Regions from separate parts of the Homo sapiens genome. Here region 2 is linked to region 1. The links are chromatin loops, found by intact Hi-C in ENCODE. Cell type or tissue: ascending aorta. All regions are shown on one strand. Each heading gives the region's core, and the rest is flanking DNA. Links, peaks and the distances in the headings are about the cores only.

Region 1 (10,649 bases), core at 2,254-6,253:
TTTGCCTCTTTCAGTCAACATTGTGTTTATGGGATTCATTCATTCAGTTTAGCTTATTCATTTTCACCACTATACAGTATTTCATTGTATGAATATGGTCTGTATTTTTTAATCCATTCTCATGGCCGTGGGGGTTTGGGCTGTTTGCAGTTTTTGCCTTTATAAGCAGTGCTGCTAAGAACATTCTGCGGCCCATGGGTGGGAGAGTTTCTCCAGCTGTCTTATGAAGAGTGGATTTACTGGATCATAGAGTATGTGTTCCAGGTGATACCAAACTGTTTTCCAAAGGCTTGGGTCCGTCTCCACTCCCACCAGTCATGTATGAGGGTCCTCACCCCTCCATATCCTCAGAGCCGTCTTTGGTGCTGGTCTGTCTTTCACCTCAGCTATGTCGACATCTCAGAGGCCATTGGCCGTACTCAGCGCTCAGGCCTTACTTGGCCTCTGGCCTGAGTATCTCTAGCTTAGTCACTTGGACTTCCGGCTTCCCTGAGCGTTTAAGCCCGTGCTTGTGTTGTTGGCTCCAGCCCTGGGTCCGGGCACAGAGCTCCAGCCTTGGCTCCAGATTCTGGGTCCTGGTAGGGCTCTGTGTCTCCAGAGTGGTCAAGGAAGTTAGACCCAAGCAAGGTGGCACTGGAATTTTCCATCATGCAGGAGACAGTGTCTTCCCATCCCCTTGCCTTCTTCCTGCCCTGAGAACCAGGAATCCTTAAGAGGGCTTTCATGGTTTTTTTTGAGGCCTTTTGGTTGGTGAACACCAGAACTGTCAGTACTGGCAGGAGGACGTGACATCTGTGCTGGCCCTAGGCCAGGCCACATGGACGTCTCTGCACAGAGCCAGCTCATCCGGCCCCAGGCGTCAGGTGCACGGGTGTGCACAGAGCCAGGCCCCACCCAGTTCAGGACAGCCCCAGAGCCCACTCCTTTTGCCTTCACCTTCCTATCAGATGCTCCTATTTTTTTAAAAAAATTTATTTATTTGTAAAGATGAGGGTCTCACTATGTTTCCCAGGGTGGTCTCAAACTCCTGGCCTCGAGCAATCTTCCCACTTCGGCCTTCCAAAGAGCTGGGATGATAGGCATGAGCCACTGTGGCTGGCCCAGATGCTCCTTTTTCTGATGGTGCCTGCACCAGGGATGGTTCCCTGTGTCCCAGGCTCAGAGTTTCTGGGTTTTCCTTGTCTTGGTAACCACGACAGCATAGTGGCTACCAACACAGACCAACCTGGGTTCGAATCCCAGTTCGACTTCTGACTAACTTTGGCATCTAGTACTGGTAACATGACTTCCCTTAGCTGCTGTTTCCCCATTGTAAAATGAGGATACCATCTACATCTACAGGATTATTGAATGAGAAAATGTGCACAGAGTGTTAGCACCCTTCCTGGCACACCCAGGACCCCAAGAACTGTTTTGGGTGCTTATTGTGATGTGGTGGACCTGGGTTTCAGTTCTGATGCTGTCACCTCTGAGTTGTGTCATTTAGCCTGTCTGGGCCTCAGTTTCCCATTTGCAAAATGGTAGTAAGGATTTTTACTTCATTTGGCTCATTGATCTAAAATATGTAAAGGGTACAGAGTTGCTCAATAAATATTAGTGAATGTTATTATTATATGAGATGCAAGGACTTACTTTTTTTTCTCAAAGGATATAGACAGGGGACATAGAGAAGACTCATTTCCTGTGGAACAGTCCAGACTTCACATATTCAAGTTTTTATAAACATTATTCTTTTAAAAAAGAATACATGATAAACATTTTGGAGAAGAGAAAAGGAGGGGGAAAAACTCACTCACGATCCCACCACCTGAATGTAAGCACTGTGAGCAAGCATGCTGCTGCACTTCCTTCCAGGGTTTCCACATGCATTTTATTAAGTGGTCGTAATTACAGGATATACGCAGTTTTGTATTCTTTTTCTTCTACTTAGCGGCATATCATAAATGTTACCCCATGTGGCTACATGTTATTGGCAATTGTGATTTTTTTTATGGCTGCATACCATCCTTAATTATGACCTTTATGAATAAAGCTCTCCAGCATTTCCCGTTTTTTCCTGAGGATGGATTCCAGAAGTCAAGTTACTGGGTCAGACGGTGTAAACACTTTTTATAGCTTCAGATTCGTATAGCCAAATTGCTTTCCAAAAGGGTGGTATCAATTTGCAGTGTAGTCATGCCTGTAAATGCTCATCCAGCTGCATATTTATTGGTATTGGGTATTATAAATACAGTTTTTTTTTGGGGGGGGCTGACTTATGTGCTATGTCTTGTCTTTATCAGCATCAGTTGCCAAACCAGAAAAAAGTTAAAAGGAGTTGAGAAACTACAACAAACTTCATTAGTGCAGAATCATGGTGTTGAAAAAGATCTTGAGCAGACTATTAACTTTTTCTTCCCCCTGATTTTTACCATCTGCAATTGAACTATAAAGGTGGATGGATGTTATATTTTAATTTAACATAATTTTTAAAAAGTTTATTTTTTTCTATTACAAGAGTAAAATGTGCAAGCCTGGACAATATGGCAAAACCCCTTCTCTACAAAAAATTCAAAAATTAGCTGGGTGCGGTGGTGTGTGCCTGTAGTCCTAGATACTTGGGGGCTGAGATGGGAGGACAGCTTGAGCCTGGGAGGCAGAGGTTGCAGTGAGCTGTGTTTGTGCCACTGTACTCCAGCCTGGGCGACAGAGCAAGACCCTGACTCAAAAAAAAAAAAAAAAAAGAGTAAAATGTGATTAGTAAAGACATGTTGAAACTATAGAAAAAGTTGAAAGATATGCAATCACTGATCATCCCAAGGCTAACATTTTGGCACATATCCTCATTTTCTTCCAATTTTTTTTGTTTGTTTTTTGAAACAGAGTCTCGCTTTGTTGCCCAGGCTGGAGTGCAGTGGCACAATCTCGGCTCACTGCAATCTCTGCCTCCTGGGTTCGAGTGATTCTCTTGCCTCAGCCTCCCGAGTAGCTGAGATTACAGGTGCATGCCACCACACCTGACTAATTTTTGTATTTTTAGTACAGATGGGGTTTCACCATGGTGGCCAGGCTGGTCTCGAACTCCTAGCCTCTAGTGATCCACCTGCCTTGGCCTCCCAAAGTGCTGGGGTTACAGGTGTGAGCCACCTCGCCCAGCCCCCTTCCAATGTTTTTTCTCCAAACATTTTTCTCCTTTCGTATAGCTGTGACTATACTATATAAACAATTTTCAATTTATCTTTTTCCATTTAACATAACAATACAGGTATTTATATAATTATAAGCATATATAGATATCCTTTTGACAGCCCACGTATTTTGTTATTTTTTATTTTCTTTTTGGAAAGAAAATACCTATGATTTTAAAAAATTCAAATAGTGCAGAAAGAACAATGAAAAGTCTCCTTTCCACCCTTGGCTTCAGTAATCCTCCCCACAGTCCTGTGGTCACCATTTCCTTGTGGATCCAGAGATGTTCTATGCAAATACAAACAGAAGCGAGCTTTTCTACACAAATAAAGATTGGAATACCATTCATCTTGCTTTGCACTTTGCTTTCTTGTCTTTCTCACTTAATATATTTTGGACACCATCCCATAACAGCACATACGGTTTTAACATGGACTTTCTTTTTAATAGTTAATAGTATATATTGTGTGGATGTACCATAATGTATTATCCAGTCCTTGCTTTTGTTTCTATAGACTATGTTGCAAGCAGCAGTCTTGCCCTTTAGGCACGTGTGTGAGTAGTCTCTGTAGGATAAATTCCTAGCACTGAAATTTTGCTAGGTCAGCAAATGCATTTTAAAATGTACATTTTATTTTGGAAGACACTATCAGATTGCCTTCAAACTCTACCCAATAATGTATAAAAGTGCCTGTTTCTCCATACCAGCAGAGGGTAAACAACATCTTTGATCTTTGACAAACTGAAAGGTAAAAATGGTATTCCCGTTTTGTTTTAATATAAGTTTTTCTTATAGGAAAGGCTGAATAGGCTGGGCACGGTGGCTCACGCCTGTAATCCCAGCACTTTGGGAGGCCGAGGTGGGTGGATCATGAGGTCAGGAGTTCAAGACCAGCCTGGACAACATGGCAAAACCCCGTCTCTACTAAAAATACAAAAATTAGCCAGGCGTCGCTGGGTGCAGTGGCTCATGCCGGTAATCCCAGCACTCTGGGAGGCTAAGGCAGGTAGATCATGAGGTCAGGAGATCGAGACATTCCTGGCTAACGCAGTGAAACCCCGTCTCTACTAAAAATACAAAAAAATTAGCTGGGCATGGTGGCGGGCAGCTGTAGTCCCAGCTACTCGGGAGGCTGAGGCAGGAGGATGGTGTGAACCCAGGAGGTGTTGCAGAGATCATGCCACTGCACTCCAGCCTGGGTGACAGAGCCACTGCACTCCAGCCTGGGCAACAGAGTGAGACTCCATCTCAAAAAAAAAAAAAAAATTAGCCAGGTTTGGTGGCACGTGCCCTGTAATCCCAGCTAATCAGGAGGCTGAGGCCAGAGAACTGCTTGAATTCAGGAGGTGGAGGTTGCAGTGAGCTGAGATCGCGCCACTGCACTCCAGCCTGGGCAACAGAGCAAGACTCCATCTCGGAAAAAAAAAAAAAGGCTGAATAATCTTTCAAAGCCACTTACATTTTGATTTCTGTGAACTGACTAGACATCATTTTTAACTGCTGAGAAATAGCCCGTGGAGATTTACCAAAGTGTATCTAATAATTCTTTTATGTTGTTTCAAAACTTTCACTGTTATCAATAATACCTAGTGTCATCTTTTTGCATATATCTTCTGTCTGCTTCTGTTTTTTTGGATCATTTTCTTTTTCTTTCTTTTTTTTTTTTTTAGACGGAGTCTCACTCTGACTCACCCAGGCTGGAATGCAGTGGCACAGTCTCGACTCACTGCAATCTCTGCCTCCCAGGTTCAAGCAATTCTCCTGTCTCTGCCTCCCGAGTAGCTGGGACTGCAGGCGTGCACCACCACACCCAGCTAATTTTGTATTTTTAGTAGAGATGGGGTTTCACCATGTTGGCCAGGCTGGTCTCGAACTCCTGACCTCAGGTGATCCACCCATCTTGGCCTGGATCGTTTTCTTTTTTTTGGAGACGGAGTTTTGCTGACACCCAGGCTGGAGCGCAGTGGCACAATCTCAGCTCACTGCAACCTCCATCTCCCAAGTTCAAGCGATTCTCCTGCCTCAGCCTCCCAAGTAGCTGGGACTACAGGTGTGCGCAACCACTTCTGGCTCATTTTTGTATTTTTGGTAGAGATGGGGTTTCACCATGTTAGCCAGGCTGGTCTCAAAACTCCTGACCTCAGGCAATCCACCTGCCTCAGCCTTCCAAAGTGCTCCGATTACAGGCGTGAGCCACTGTGCCCAGCCCATTTTCTTAGAACAGATGCTTAGAAATGAAATTAGCCCATCAAATGGTATTGGACTTTTAAAGACACGATTGCCAAATCGCTCTTGGAAAGGCTTATACTGCTTTACAACTCCACCAACGACGTACATGTGTACTCAATTCCCTTTCCATTGCCAGCATTGGCTTTACCATATTTAAAAAAAAATCTCCCAGGATGTAGCTTCTGTAGATTTATTCTGTCCTCTAATCCAGTATTAACCTAACCTTCAAAGCCAGGTTTGTATTGCAAAACAAATCCTTCCTGTCAAATTGAGGCCTGACTTTATTCTGGAAGAACTTAGGAGTTCTGCATCAGAAATGTTGATGTCTATTTTCCTTCCTTTGTAAAGTCCCATGGCCAAGTTTGTATGAATCATTACAGAAAAAAAAAAAGATTGCCATTGTTCCAACAAGTGCTCAAATGCTTCTCAACTGTATTACCAATTGGAATAGATTACCTATGTCCATGGAGGTGTGGGGCGGCACTCTGCCTAGGAAGGTACTGTCTGATTCACTCTCAATGGGACGTGGCAAAGTCAGCAAGGGTGACACTGGGAAGGGTCTTGTGTGCTGGGCTGCATCAGAATGGGTGTTACCTGAAAGAACAGATACTTGTTTATATCTGCTCGACATCTCTTTCCTCTTCTCTTGAGAGGGGTGTCTTTCTTCCTTTCGAACTACTGTGTCATGAGCTAGCCCTGACCTACCAGAATCCCCTTTCTTCTTGGCTAGCATGACTGACTCATGGGTGGGTATGACCCAAGAATGACCAGTCAGTCCTTCCTGAGATTTGACATACGTATGCTGAGAGAAAGAAACTTAGATTTCCCATGAAGCTTGGTAATGGGGGATGATTTAGGCCTAAGCTCTTGGTGGTCTCCCTCTTTTTTTTTTTTTTGAGACAGGATCTGGCTCTGTCACCCAGGCTGGAGTGCAGTGGCATGATCACAGCCCACTGCCACCTCTACCTCCCAGGCTCAAGTGATCCTCCCACCTTAGCCTCCCAAGCAGCTGGGACTACAGGTGTGTGCCACCATGCCCAGCTAATTTCTGTATTCTTTTTTTTGGTAGAGACAGGGTTTCACCATGTTGCCCAGGCTGGTCTCGAACTCCTGAGCTCAAGCCATCCACCCGCCTCGGCCTCTCAAAGTGTTGGGATTACAGGCATGTGCCACCGTGCCTGGCTGGTCTCTTTTCCTCCATGTGGAAAAAGCTGCCTGCAGTAGAAGCCTGGGAATATGAAACTAAGAAAAGACACACAGGCGAGGCAGGACAGGGGGAAAGGGATGGTCTTTATGCTAGTCATCTGAGTGCTCATCGACCTGGATTTCCTTCTGCACTTATAATGGAAGAACTCTGGTGCACCAGGGGAGGCCAGAGAACTTCACGTCTGAGATGAGCACAGCGAATTCCAGAGAGAGGGAACCAAGGGTTGGTACTAGGAGAAAATATCCCTTGTCAGATTCAAACATCTCAGACGTTTGAAATGATAGGATGAGGCAAGATAAGAACTGGTGCTGGGAATATGAGAAGCAAGTCAGGAAGTATAAAGGCAGGGAAGAGAAAGGAGTCTATTGTATTCATCTGAGCACAAGACGATCTTGAGCCAGGTTGGCAGTGGAACGGTGCGGAATGGTGAGGAATGGTTGCAAGGAGAATTGCAGTGGAATAATTGGTAGGACTTGGTGACTGGCTGGCTAGCTGTATTAGTTGGCTTAGCCTGCCATCACAAAATACCACAGACTAGGTGGCTTGAATCATAGAAATTCATTTTCTCATGGTTCTGAAGGCTTGGAAAGTCCAACATTAAGGTGCCGGCAGGGTTGGTTTCTGCTGACGCCTCAGGTTGCACGTGGTGCCTTGTCACTGTGTCCTCATATGGCCTTTTCTCACTGCTTGTGTGGAGAGAGATCACTGGTGTCTCTTCCTCTTCTTATAAGTACACCAGTTCTGTGGGATTAGGGCCCCATCCCTATGACCTCATTAACCCTCATGTACCTCCTTAAAGGTGGTCTCTCCAAATGCAGTTACGTTAGTGGTTAGTGCTTCAACATATAAATTTGTGGGGAGACACAATTCAACCCTGACACTAACAAAGTAGGAATACATTTTTGGGGTAGAATGATTAATTTGTTTGAGTTTATTTTTCTCTCATGTCTTAAAAAGATATTTGTAACCATAGGTACATGTGATTTAAAAAACTCTCTTCTTTTCATTTATTAGTATATTATAAGCATTTTCCCATATTGCTATGTAGCATTTTTTTTTCTTTTGAGATGGAGTCTCACTCTGTTGCCCAGGCTAGAGTGCAGTGGCACGATCTTGGCTCAGTGCAACCTCCACCTCCCAGGTTCAGTCGATTCTCCTGCCTCAGCCTGCCAAGCAGCTGGGATTACAGGTGCATGCCACCATGCTGGCTAATTTTTGTGTTTTTAGTAGAGACGGGTTTTCACCATGTTGGCCAGGTTGGTCTCGAGCTCCTGACCTCAAGTGATCTGCCCACCTCGGCCCCCTGACGTGCTGGGATTACAGGCATGAGCCACCACGCCCAGTCATATTGCTATGTAGTTCTTGTAACTATCATTTTTTTTTCTAACTGCTCCTTCTGGAGCAGGGCTACCCATAGGCAGTGTGACCAGGGAAGCCTATAACTATCATTTGTAAAGGCTACAATGCCTTTGTGGCAGTACCCTAGTATTATTCCGAGTCTTTATTTATTTATTTATTTTTGAGACAGAGTCTTGCTCTGTTGCCCAGGCTGGAGTGCAGTGGTGAGACCTTGGCTCACTGCAATCTCTGCCTCTTGGGTTCAAGTGATTCTCACATCTCAGCCTCCCTAGTAGCTGGAATTACAGGTGCCTGCCACCACGTCTGGCTAATCTTTGTATTTTTAGTAGAGACAGAGTTTCACCATGTTGGCCAGGCTGGTCTCAAACTCTTGACCACAAGTGATCAGCCCACCTCGGCCTCCCAAAGTGCTAGGATTACAGGTGTGAGCCACCAGGCCTGGCCTCTAGTCTTTATCTTAACTAGTTTCCCTCAACTAGGCAACCAGCTGTGAGCCCATTCCATCCATCTTTTCCCAGCTCTTGTAACCATCCTTTCTTTCCTATCTTGACTGCCAACAGCCTGCCATAAGGCCAGATCATTGCATGCTGGGCACTTCCTCACTGGCCCACTGTCACCCTGCCCCTAGTTGTGCCCCCTCCATTCACCTGGCACAGAGGAGACAAATGAAGCTTAAGGCTGTGCTTTTCATGTCACTCCTTCGCCCTTAAAATGAATGGGATGATGAACCCCAAACTCGTTAGCTAGGCGGGGCGCAGTGGTGCATGCCTGTAATCCCAGCACTTTGGGAGGCCAAGGTAGGCAGATCGCTTCAGCCCAGGAGTTTGAGGCCTGATGAATATAGCGAGACCTTGTCTCTGCAAAAAATTGAAAAATTAGTTGGGCATCGTGGTGTGCACTTGTGGTCCCAGCTACTCAAAGAGGCTGAGGTGGGAGGATTGCTTGAGCCTACAAGGTCAAGGCTGCAGTGAGCTATGATCACACCATGGCACTCTAGCCTGGGCAACAGAGCAAGACCCTGTCTCAAAAAAAAAAAAAAAAGAAACAATATATAAAGTTCTGTAATTCACATTACTGAAATTGGAAAGATAATCAACATGACCAAACTTAATCATAGTTGTGTCTGGATGTTCTGTAAATGGACCAGTGATGTTTGAATGAATATAATAAAAACATAAAAACTTAAAATTGTTTTAATATGTGTTTTCAAAAGTTAATTTTGAATATTTCATTTTATTTTATTTTTTCAAGATGGAATTCCGCTTTTGTCTCCCAGGCTGGAGTGCAATGGCACAATCTTGGCTCACTGCACCTCTGCCTCCTGGGTTCAAGTGATTCTCCTGCCTCAGCCTCCCCAGTAACTGGGATTACAGGTGTGCATCGCCATGCTTGGCTAATTTTTGTATTTTTAGTAGAGATGGGGTTTCACCATGTTGGCTAGACTGGTCTTGAACTCCTGACCTCACATGATCCACCTGCCTCGGCCTCCCAAAGTGCTGGGATTACAGGCGTTAACCACCATGCCTAGCTTTAATTTTGAATATTTTAGAAGAAAGTATATTAAAATTAAAAGATATCCAGGAAGCTCCCCATTTATTTAGGTTTCTTTAATGATTTTCAAAAGGATTTTATAATTTTCTCCATAAATCACTTTTGTTAGATTTATTCATTTCAGTTTATCTTTTTAGCATGACTATCTTTTTTTTTTATTTTCAAGGGATGGGGTCTTTGTATGCTGCCCAGGCTGTACTCAAATTCCTGGGCTTAAGCAATCTTCCCACCTCAGCCTCCTGAGTAAAGACAACAGCATGTGTTACTATGCCCAACCGATGATTATCTTTTTAAAAATTACTTTTGTAATTTGATGCTGGTTGTAGAAATTCATTGACTGTTGTATATTAATTTTTTTATTCAGCAACTTGCTAAACTTTTTTATTAAAGCTAATAATTTCTTTATAGATTTTTGTGTTTTCTATGTAGCCCAATCATATACATGAATAACGAATATTTTATTCTTTTCTAATTCTTATGCCTTTATTATTCTTCTCTTCATCCAATATGATATTGAATAAAAATGTTATAAGCAGGCACTCTTTTCTTTGGTCTCAAAGGGAGAGTATTCAATGCTTCACCATTAAATTAGATTTCTGCATTTTTAATTGTTGTTGGAGAAAGTGGTCTATAGGATACCAGTATACCAGTCCTTTGAAATTTGTTGAGACCTGAATGTAATTAAATTTCTTAAGTATTCTATGTATTTCTGGGAAATGTATATTCTAAAATAGATGGGTGCAGTGATTTATATCACTTTAAAAAGTTAAACATCTTATATATAAGAAAACTTCCAAACTGTTTTCTAAAGAGGTTGCATCATTTTACATTCCCACCAGCATCATATGAAAGTTCCAGTTTTTCCATATCATTGCCAACACTTGGAATAGTTATTATTATTATTATTAGTTTATTTATTTTTTGAGACGGAGTCTCACTCTGTTGCCCAGGCTGGAGTGCAGTGGCGCGATCTTGGCTCACTGCAACCTCTGCCTCTCGGGTTCAAAAAATTCTCTGTCTCAGTCTCCCAAGTAGCTGAGATTACAGGTGCCTGCCACCACACCCAGCTAATCTTTTTGTATTTTTAGTAAAGACGGGGTTTCACCATCTTGCCAGGTTGGTCTTGAACTTCTG
Region 2 (10,649 bases), core at 2,654-6,653, 100 kb after region 1:
CTCTGTCACCAGGCTGGAGTGCAGTGGCATGATCTTGGCTCACTGCAACCTCTGCCTCCTGGGTTGGTGATTTCCCCTGCCTCAGCCTCCCGAGTAGCTGGGACTACAGGTGCACACCATCACGCCTGGCTACTTTTTTGTATTTTAGTAGAGATGGGGTTCCACCATGTTGGCCAGGATGGTCTCCATCTCCTGACCTCATGATCTGCCTGCCTTGGCCTCCCAAAGTGCTAGGATTACAGGCATGAGCCACCGCACTCAGCCTGTAGTATAATAAATTGACTATCCCTCCCACTTTTTGGCTAGGTTGAATGGTTTTGCAGTGACCAGAAGAATAAAGATCTGGTAAAAGGAGAATGAATTCAAACAGGAGGAGGTGCCTTGAGTGTGTGGGATGGGGAGAACATGAGTGGGAGGAAAGTTCTGGAATTGCTGGGTCTCTGGAATCAGGGCATACATATCCAGGTTTCCACCCCGCCTGGGCCCCCTGTGAGATCACCAAGGCCTCTAAGCACATTTCAGGTTTGTGTTCTCCTCTAGGCTAGCTTTCACTGCCCCAGGTCCTGCTGGGGAAACCACTGGATTCTGAACTCAGTCTTAAGGACTGATTTGGGGTCTAGCTTGTGGATGAGCTGTAATTATGTCCATTATACCTGTCTCGGAATGATTCACAGATGGCAAGAGCTTACGTAGGAGCAATGTTCCTCTTACTTTTTTTTTTTAATTTACATTTTCCGGTGACTCACTGGATTTGAGAGTAGTCTTATTGACTGGAGAAAAAAAAAGTGGGGAGGGAAAAAAAAAAAAGAAAATGTGATCAGGTGCATTGAAGACAAATAATATTGTCTAAATCATGTCCAGGCGGTTCTGGGTTCTTGTTCTATGGGTTCAAACCTATCTCCTACTCTCTGAGCCTCTTGACTCCCCCTCTTCCTGGAAGTGGGAGGCAGCCCTGTAGCTCCATGAAGGCAGTGGAGGGACAACCTCATGCTGGGAAGTTTGTGCTTTAGAAGGAGCTGAGTTCAGGCCAGGGACGGTGGCTTATCTGTAATCCCAGCACTTTGGGAGGCCAAGGCACGTGGATCACCTGAAGTCAGGAGTTTGAGACTAGCCTGGCCAACATGGTGAAACCCTGCCTCTACTAAAAATACAACAATTAGCAGGGCATGGTGGCAGGCACCTGTAATCCCAGTTACTCAGGAGGCTGAGGCTGAAGAATCGCTTCAACCTGGGAGGTGGAGGTTGCAGTGAGCCGAGATCATGCCACACTCCAGCCTGGGTGACAGAGCAAGACTCCATCTCAAAAAAAAAAAAAAAAAAAAAGAATCTGAGTTCAAATTCCTGAACAGACTCCCATCCTTGCTGTGTGACCCTAAGCAATTTCTTTAACCTCTCTGAATCTTCAGTTTTTTTCATCTGCAAATTGGGAAAAAAAAAAACAGTGCCTGCTTTACAGGCTTCTGGGAGGATTAATTGAGTTGATATATATTAAGCATTTGGAAAAGAATAATGAAAGCAACAGCAAATATTTATTAGTCCTTGTAACACCCTATCTTGGTCGTTATGACAACCCTATGGGGGAGTGCAATGATTCCCTACAGTTTACAGGTGAGGAACCTGGGCTCAGAGAGGTTAATGGTTTGACTGGGTCACACAGTAAGTGGATGGCAGAGCCTGGGAGACTAGAGCTCACGTCTAGCTCACTTCAAAGCCCCATTCACAAAACTGGACCTTACCCCCCTACTGTTCTTATTTCCATGGGAAATGGGCTTGTCCTTCCCGTCCCTCAAAATGACCTGCCTGAATTTGAGCCCGCCCCCCCCACCCACGCCCAACTTCTCTATTTCTGCCAATGATGCTGCCAGCCACTCAGGCACCCCCCCCATAAGAGGTCATCTTCGGCCCCTCCCTCCCCTCCCCTCAGCAGGCCCCACCCTTCCGTGTCAATTTTGTTGATACGACCCAAGATCTCTATCCGGGAGTTCAGTGCAGATCTGTTTCTGCCTCTCCTTCCTCTGGGCTGCCCACTGAGTTCTTCCCATATCCTCCCTCTATGTGGCCAGTTTGAGCCACCCCCTCATTGGGCTCATCACCGCCTCCCTGAAACCTTCACTGCCTCCCATGCCTGCTGCACTTAGCACTGACTCCTTCGTGCTGCGTTGACTCCCTGTGTCATATTGGGAGGGTCCTTCTCCTCTCTGGTCCTGGTGTATCTGGAGTTGGTTCCTGCCAGTGGGTTCGTGGTCTCGCTGATTTAGAGAATGTAGCCACGGACCTTTGCAGCGAGTGTCACAGCTCTTAAAGATGGCATGGACCCAAAGAGTGAGGGGTAGCAAGGTTTATTGTAAAGAGCGAAAGGACAAAGCTTCCACAGAGCCGAAGACGACCCGAGCAGGTTACCCCTGCTAGTTTGCAGGGGAGGAGGGAGTGGTCAGCTTTTATTCCCTTATTGTACCCCTCCCATGTTCCGTTTCTGTCCTATCAGAGTGCCCTTTTTTCAATCCACCCCGTGATTGGCTACTTTTAGAATCCTGGCAATTGGTACATTTTACAGAGCGCTGTTTGGTGTGTTTTACAGAGCACTGATTGGTGCATTTTACAATCCGGTTGTAAGACAGGAAAGTTCCTGATTTGGTGCATTTTACAAACCTCTTGTAAAATAGGAAAAGCTCCCCAAGTCCCCACTACACCAAGGAATACCAGCTGGCCTCACCTCTCACTGGTTTCCCCAACTGTGGAATGAGACCTGGGTGGTGCTGCCTACTGCCTGCTGTCTGGGGTACCTGAGGGGCTGGTGGCTCAGGAGCTCATTCCCTTCACCCCCACTCGCTTCGGGGCAGTGTTAGAAGGACATTGGCTGGAAAATCCCCGCAAGTCAGTGGGTCAGCAAACAGCCTGCACGAGCTCCAGCCTCTTAGTCATCCTGTCCAGGCCAGGGCTGCCCACTCTTAGGAACTGCCTCTTGCTTCTTCTTCGCTCCACCAAAACAGACTAGCTTGGGTTTGAGCTTTGTCTGGGCGGCCGGGAGGGCTGTGCTTCCCTGCTGGCTCATTCTTGATAACCTCAGGCTAGTGATCTTTAAAGGGAGCTCCCTCCCTGGCCAAGCACTGCACACCCTGGACCCCCACACCGCAAAAGGAAAGAGGGGCAACCCCGAGGTGGAGTTGGAAGCTCCCAGACAGGCTGTGGAGTCTCCCCAAAAGCAAGTTGCACTCAGAGACCAGAGCCCCAAGATGGGGGAGGACCCTGTGTTTGGTGCCTGGTGTGAGATGTGGTTGCTTCTGGTTCTGAGGGGCTGGCTTGTCCCGCAGAAAAGAAATACAAGGTCAAAGCCAAGGTGCCCCCTATACTGAGAACACAGGCCCCTGGGCATTGACACCAAGCATGACTGTGACTGACGCTGCTGCAGGCGCCAGGGACAGAGGGGATGACATCTCTACCCCTCAAAGAGTTCACAGGCCTCATTGTGGGAGCAGATACAATAATCCCATGATTTGTGGTTTATCGCGGAATGTCCATTCATGAAAGTCTAAACAGGAAATGGTTTTATTTTTTCACATTGCTTTCCATGATGCGATGAGAGTCCTCCCTTTCCTGTCCTTTGACACATTTGGGGCAGATTCCATAGCTTCGTGGTCCCTTTCGGGGGTGTGGCTGGGCAGGCCCAGCCTCATCTTTGGGGCACAGAGGTGCCGGGTTCTTAGTGCCTTTTGTTCTTGGCTTTGGGCCTTCTCTTAGTTCTGGGTAGTTAAGTCCTTTATATGACCTATAAGATCGGCTGGGCACAGTGACTCATGCCTGTAATCCCAGCACTTTGGGAGGCCGAGGTGGGCAGATCACGAGGTCAGGAGTTCAAGACCAGCCTGACCAATATGGTGAAACCCCGTCTCTACTAAAAATACAAAAATTAGATGGGTGTGGTGGCATGCGCCTGTAGTCCCAGCTACTCAGGAGGCTGAGGCAGGAGAATTGCTTGAACCTGGGAGGCGGAGGTTGCAGTGAGCCGAGATCGTGCCACTACACTCCAGCCTGGGCAACACAGCAAGACTCCATCTCAAAAAAAAAAAGGATGAAGTACAGGGGCTCGTGGGAGCTGAGATGGGGGCAGTCAGCCTGACTGCGGGGGCAGGAAAGGCTCTGGGCGACCTCTTTCACGCCAGGTGTGGCTGGACTCAGATTTCCTCAGGGGAAAGTGCTTGATGTCTATGACGTTCTCCTCTTCCAGAAGTTTCCTAAGAGCTCAGGGCCCCTGTTTTGAAGTCATTATGAATGTGAAGGCAAGGCCCTTCTCTGTCCCTAGTGTTCATCAGGACCCGCACATCCATGGTGATGAATGAATGAATGAATGAATGAATGAGCTGGTGCCGGTTGGGAATTGTATTTTCTTGTGCTTTGGTTAATGGAGTGTCTTGGGATTCTAGAAGAGTTGGAATTCTTTGGAAGAATTTCTAGAAGGCAAGTATTATAGATTGAATTGTGTCCCCCACCCAAGTTCATCTGCTGAAGCCTTAACTCCCCATGGGACGACATTTGGAGACAGCAGCTTTTAGGAGGTAATAAAGGTTAAATGAATTCATATGGCTGGGGCCCTAGTCCCATAGGACTGGTGTCCTTCTAAGAAGAGGAAGAGACACCAGAGAGCTCTCTCTCCACACGCAGAGATGAGGCCATGTGAGGACACAGTGAGAAGGTGGCCACCTGCTAGCCAAAGAAGAGCCCTTGCCAGAAACTAGCGCTGCCGGCACCTTCATCTTGGACTGCCTGCCTCCAGAACTGTGAGAAATCGATTCCTGCTGTGTAAGCCCCCTAGGTCTGTGGTATTCTGTTACGGCAGCTCAAGTAGATGGAGAAAGTGAGACGACCCAGCCTGAGCTAGCAGCTAGGCAGCTGAGAGCTGGGCTCCACTGAGCCATGCAGGAAGCTTGCTCCTGGCCAGTCCTCTGCATCAGCCTGCTGCTTGAGCTGGAACCCCCTTCTTCAGCATCTGCTTCCTCTCCTGGACAGCCCCCCGTGCCCCAAGCTCTCCCTCTGCCCTCTTCTTGGAACAAGCTCTCAATCCATGCAGTGCCATTTGCGCCCTCCAAGGTTATACTCATGGGACTGTGTCCTTTCCGATGACATTCAGTTGGCCGGTCTATTTATAACAATGACTCACACACCACCTCAACTTCTGCAGGAAGAGTTCGGCTTGGGAGCCAACTCCGCTGGAATGTAAAACAATTTGCCCTTGTAAATTATCACCATTTCATTTCCACAACATTGTTTATCCTTGGCCTCCTCTTGACCCTAGTGCCAAATCACTTCACGAAACCCCCTACATCCACCTCCGGTGCCACCATCCTCTCCTGTTTATCAAGAATCTTGCTGGCTCCATGACCTGCACCACCAAGCAAGTTCCTCTTCAGCATTGACCTTGGGACCGAGACTTCCTTGCTCTGCAGATGGGAAGGCCTCTGCTAGACACTCTCCCTTTGTTTTCATGTTGATTGCTTGGAGTGAGCTCAGGTTGGGACTGGGGCAGGGAGTGGAAGACTCTGGAAGAGAGCTCTGAGCCCCCATCCTTGGCCTGAGGCTGCCTTCTCCAACCCTGTCTCTCAGCCTTTGACATGAAACACCCACAGCACTGCAGGCTGACTTCTGCATCCACCCCACCTCATTCCACAGCAACTGTTCTCATCTCCTAGTTGACACATCAAGGTGATCCTTTAAGTCCCAAGTTTCAGCAGTCTCTCTGCAGCTTTTGACATGGTTGAGCTCGGTCCTCCCTGGCTTCTGACACGCCACCCTCTCCTGGTTCAGGAACAGCCCTAGGCTCCATAACCTTCTCATTTATGCCTCCACTTCAGCCTCCATCTTTTCTCCCTTACATCACTACACAGCCACCAGCTGGATGCCCTGCCTTCGGGCTCTCCCTCTCAATCCACTCTCTGTCATCAGATGATGTCACACCCCTGCTTAAGTCCCTACCTTGCATGGAATACAGGCCCTAATGACCAGTCCTGGCTGGCTCTTGGCCTCGTATTCTGCCCCTTATTCACACTCCACCCCAACCCCATTTTCCAGCCTCCTGGACTACTCAGATGCCTCCAGATTGACTTTCTTCTCTCACATCTCTTTGCCTTAGCACATGATGCTCTCACTGCACAGAACACTCTTATTGCCTTCTTCTTTGTCTGAGCCCTATAATTTGGAATTCTGCTAGGTCATCCCCTTTGGCAGAAGGCTTCAGGGAGCAGCCCTTCCTCTCCTCCCCTGGCGTCTTCCTCACTGCCCACTGCTGAACCATCTGTGTGCTTCCCTCACTGGCCCCGATTCCCACTCTACCTACCGACCTGACACTCCAGCCCGGATCAAATTCCTTTATTTTATGCTCCCATGGAGTGATTCCATTGTCTTTAGAACACTGCTTTAGTTAGTAGTTTTATTTCATAAAAACCATTATTTGATTATTGTCTTAATCTCCCCCACCAGGCTGGAAACTAACGAGAACAGATAAATCTTTATCTTCAAATAGGGATATTGTTTTTCTTTTTAAAGAACATTTACTATTAAAAATTCTATTTTTATTTATTTATTTATTTATTTATTTTGAGATGGAGTTTCACTCTTGTCGCCCAGGCTGGAGTGCAATGGCGCAATCTTGGCTCATGCAACCTCCACTTCCCGGGTTCAAGTAATTCTTCTGTCTCAGCCTCCCAAGTAGCTGGGATTACAGGCATGTACCACCATGCCCAGCTAATTTTGTATTTTTAGTAGGGATGGGGTTTCACCATGTTAGCCAGGCTGCTCTCTAACTCCTGACCTCAGGTGATCCACCTGCCTTAGTCTCCCAAAGTGCTGGGATTACAGGTGTGAGCCACCGTGCCCAGCCCCTATTATATATTTTAAAAGACTAATGAACACCTGTTATCCATGACCCAACTTTGTCCAATCTTACCACTTGCCATATTTGCTTCAGATGTTTTTTTGAAGATATAAAGATGATTGAAAGCTTCTAAGTTTCAATACACATCTATAGAACTTGCTGTCATTACGTGTATAAATGTTTAGATATATTTATAAAATGTGTGCAGTGTCTAAGGATTAACGACAACAGCAAATACCTGCGTACCCACCACTCCATTTAGGAAAAAGAATATAACCATTCGTTTGAAAGTCCCCTCTGAGGCCCTCCTCAGCCCCTCCCCTTTCCTCAGTAACCATTATCCCAAATTGTGTGTGTGATTTTCATGCTTTCTTTATACTTATACCAAATATATTTGTATCCCTAAACAATAGATTGTTTAGTTTTGCTGTGTTTTCAAACTTTATATAAATGGAAACATACAATTTGTAGTCTACTGTAACCTGTTTTTTAACACATTTTGTTATGACATTGTGTGTACCCTGTAATTCATTTCCCTGATGATTTTTATTCTGTTACGTGGACATACCATACTGTATCCATTCCCCTGTTGATAGACATGATAGACATTTAGTTTGCCTTTCCCCTAGACCCATATGTGTGTGTGTGTGTGTGTGTGTGTTTTTAGACGGAGTCTCTGTCGCCCAGGCTGGAGTGCAGTGGTATTATCTTCGCTTACTGCAACCTCCGCCTCCGGGATTCAAGCGATTTTCCTGCCTCAGCCTCCAAGTAGCTGAGATTACAGGGATCTGCCACCATGCCTGGCTAATTTTTTTTTTTTTCCGCCAAGATGGAGTCTTCCCCTGTCACCCAGGGCTAGAGTGCAATGGCGTGATCTTGGCTCACTGCAACCTCCGCCTCCCAGATTTAGGCAATTCTCCTGCCTCAGCCTCCCGAGTAGCAGGAATTACAGGCATGCACCACTATGCCTGGCTAATTTTTGTATTTTTAGTAGAAACGGGGTTTCATCATGTTGGCCAGGCTGGTCTTGAACTCCTGACCTTGTGATCTGCCCTCCTTGGCCTCCCAGAGTGCTGGGATTACAGGGGTGAGCCACCACACGTGGCTTCTGTGTTTTCTTTTTTGTATTTCTGCCCATCCTCCATTTTTTTTTTTTTTTTTTGGTTACAAACAGTGGTGCAGTGAGGGTTCCCCTTGTGCACATATGAGAGATACAAATGCCCCCCAGCTAAAGACACACCTGCCAGGAATGGCTGGATCACAAGCGAGGGACCTCTTCACTTTTCCTAGGCACTGCCTGTCCACATTCCCACAAGCAGAGTACACTGTCTGAATTCCAGTTTCTCCACAGTCTCACCAGTGTTTAGTATCCTTAGATTTCAACAACTTTGTGAATCCAATGGGTATGAAGTGCTATTGTGTTATTTTCCTGATTAGTGGTGAGGTTAAGCATCTTTCCAAATGTTTTCTCTTCTGTAAATTGCCTGTTTGTATTCTTGTGACTATTCTATTTGATATTTTTTTCCTCAGAATTGATTTATGGCAGTTCTTTGTGGATTTTGCACATGAATCTCTTATCAGGCGAATGCCTTTTCCCAGACTATAGTTTGTCTTTTTGCAGTGGGTTGGGGAAGTGGATTTGAGAGATATTTTTTTCTTTTTTTTGAGACAGAGTCTTGCTCTGTCGCCCAGGCTGGAGTGCAGTGTCGCGATCTCGGCTCACTACAAGCTCTGCCTCCCGGGTTCACGCCATTCTCCTGCCTCAGCCTCCTGAGTAACTGGGACTACAGGTGCCCGCCATCACACCCGGCTAATTTTTTCTATTTTTAGTAGAGACGGGGTTTCATCGTGTTAGCCAGGATGGTCTCAATCTCCTGACCTCGTGATCTGCCCACCTCGGCCTCCCAAAGTGCTGGGATTACAGGCGTGAGCCACCATGCCCGGCTGATTTTTCAAATACAGTTAATTACACAAATCTTAATTGCTACAGTTTGATGGCTTTTTGTTTTTGTTTTTGTGTTTTTGTTTCGTTTTGTTTTGAGACAGAGTTCCATTCTTATTGCCCAGGCTGCAGTGCAAGGGCACGATCTTCACTCATTGCAACCTCTGCCTCCCAGGTTCAAGCGATTCTCCGCCTCAGCCTCCCAAGTAGCTGGGATTGCAGGCATGCGCCACCACGCCCAGCTAATTTTGTATTTTTAGTAGAGATGGGGGTTTCACTATGTTGGTCAGGCTGGTCTCGAACTCCTGACCTCAGGTGATCCACCCACCTCGGCCTCCCAAAGTGCTGGGATTACAGTCATGAGCCACTGCGCCCTGCCTAGTTTGATGGCTTTTGACAAATACATGCAGCTATGAACCCACTCCTCTGTCATGTTATAGAACATTTCCACCATCCTAGCAAGGCCTTTCGTGCCCTTTCCCTGACAACTACTGGTTTGACTTCTTTTACTATTAATATGTAGTAATTTTGCCTGATTTAGAACTTAATGTAATAGAAAGAATACAGTAAGTCTGTCTGGCTTCTTGTGCTCAGCATAATGTTTTTAAGATTCATCTATGTTGTTATGTAGATTTCATTTTTATTGTTAAGAAGATTTCCATTGTATAAATATACCACAATATGTTTATCCATTCTTCTGTTGCTGGACATGTAGATTGTTTCAGGTTTTGGCCACTGTGAGGAACATGGCTATAAACATCCTTGTACCTGTCTTTCTGTGGACATGTGTTTTCATTTCTCTTGGGTAAATACCTCAAAGTGGAACTGCTGGATCATAGGGATGGTGCATATTTAACTTTATAAGAAACAACATGCTTCATCTTTTCACTCTGTTAAGGACATTGTCATCAGATTTAACAATCTTTTCCTTTCTGCTTTATGATTACTTAAAAAATCTTTTTCTGGGCCGGGCCTGTAATCCCAGCACTTTGGGAGGCCGAGGCAGGCGGATCACGAGGTCAGGAGATCGAGACCATCCTGGCTAACATGGTGAAATCCTGTCTCTAGTAAAAATACAAAAAATCAGCTAGGCATGGTGGCAGGCTCTTGTAGTCCCAGCTACTCGGGAGGCTGAAGAGAGAGAATGGTGTGAACCCGGGAGGCGGAGATTGCAGTGAGCCGAGATAGCACCACTGCACTCCAGCCTGGGTGACAGAGCGAGACTCCGTCTCAAAAAAAAACAAAAACAAAAAAATCTTTTTTCTGGCTGGGTGCGGTGGCTCACACCTGTGATTCCAGCATTTTGGGAGGCCAAGGCAGGTAAATCATTTGAGGTCAAGAGTTCGAGACCAGCCTGGCCAACATTGTGAAATCCCACCTCTACAAAAAATACAAAAATTAGCTGGGCGTGGTGGCGTGCGCCTGTAATCCCACCTACTTAGGAGGCTGAGGCAAGAGAATTGCTTGAGCCCAGGAGGCGGAAGTTGCAGTGAGCCGATATTGCATCACTGCACTCCAGCCTGGGTGACAGAGTTAGACTCTGTTAAAAAAAAAAAAAAAATCTTTCTCTGATATTTTTTCTATGATTTCTTCTAGAAGTTTTAAACTTTGCATTTTACATTTGGGTCTTTAATTCACCTGAAATTGCTTTCTGTCTATTGTGTGATGTAAGAATCTATTTTTTCCCTCTATTCCTCATTTGAGGAACCAATATTTCCAACATTATTATTGACTAGACTATCACCCCTTCCCAGCCTCAATTGTAATACCATCTCTGCCATAGACGAGGTTTCCTCAAAGACTAAGACCTGTTTCTGGGCTCAGTTCTGTGCCATTGGTTTA

Evidence for each region. A loop is a pair of places that touch in the nucleus more often than their neighbours do. Peaks named below come from ENCODE experiments on the same cell type or tissue, not always from the same donor. Only the 100,000 strongest peaks of a DNase experiment are listed, where the experiment ranks them.
Region 2: a loop joins it to region 1, with 2.1 times the contacts of the local background. A loop is called at or near these places in 2 of 110 quality-filtered maps.

What each region holds. Positions count from the first base shown.
Region 1 is chr17:31,816,334-31,826,982 of GRCh38, reverse strand. No RefSeq gene overlaps it. Among named protein-coding and RNA genes, the nearest start is that of COPRS, 38 kb to the left of the region's middle. In ascending aorta, for the core only: no CTCF peak of the experiment used is centred there; no DNase peak of the experiment used is centred there; H3K27ac peaks cover 513 bases.
Region 2 is chr17:31,717,110-31,727,758 of GRCh38, reverse strand. No RefSeq gene overlaps it. Among named protein-coding and RNA genes, the nearest start is that of COPRS, 140 kb to the left of the region's middle. In ascending aorta, for the core only: no CTCF peak of the experiment used is centred there; DNase peaks (open chromatin) are centred at 2,948, 5,118 and 5,958; H3K27ac peaks cover 3,809 bases.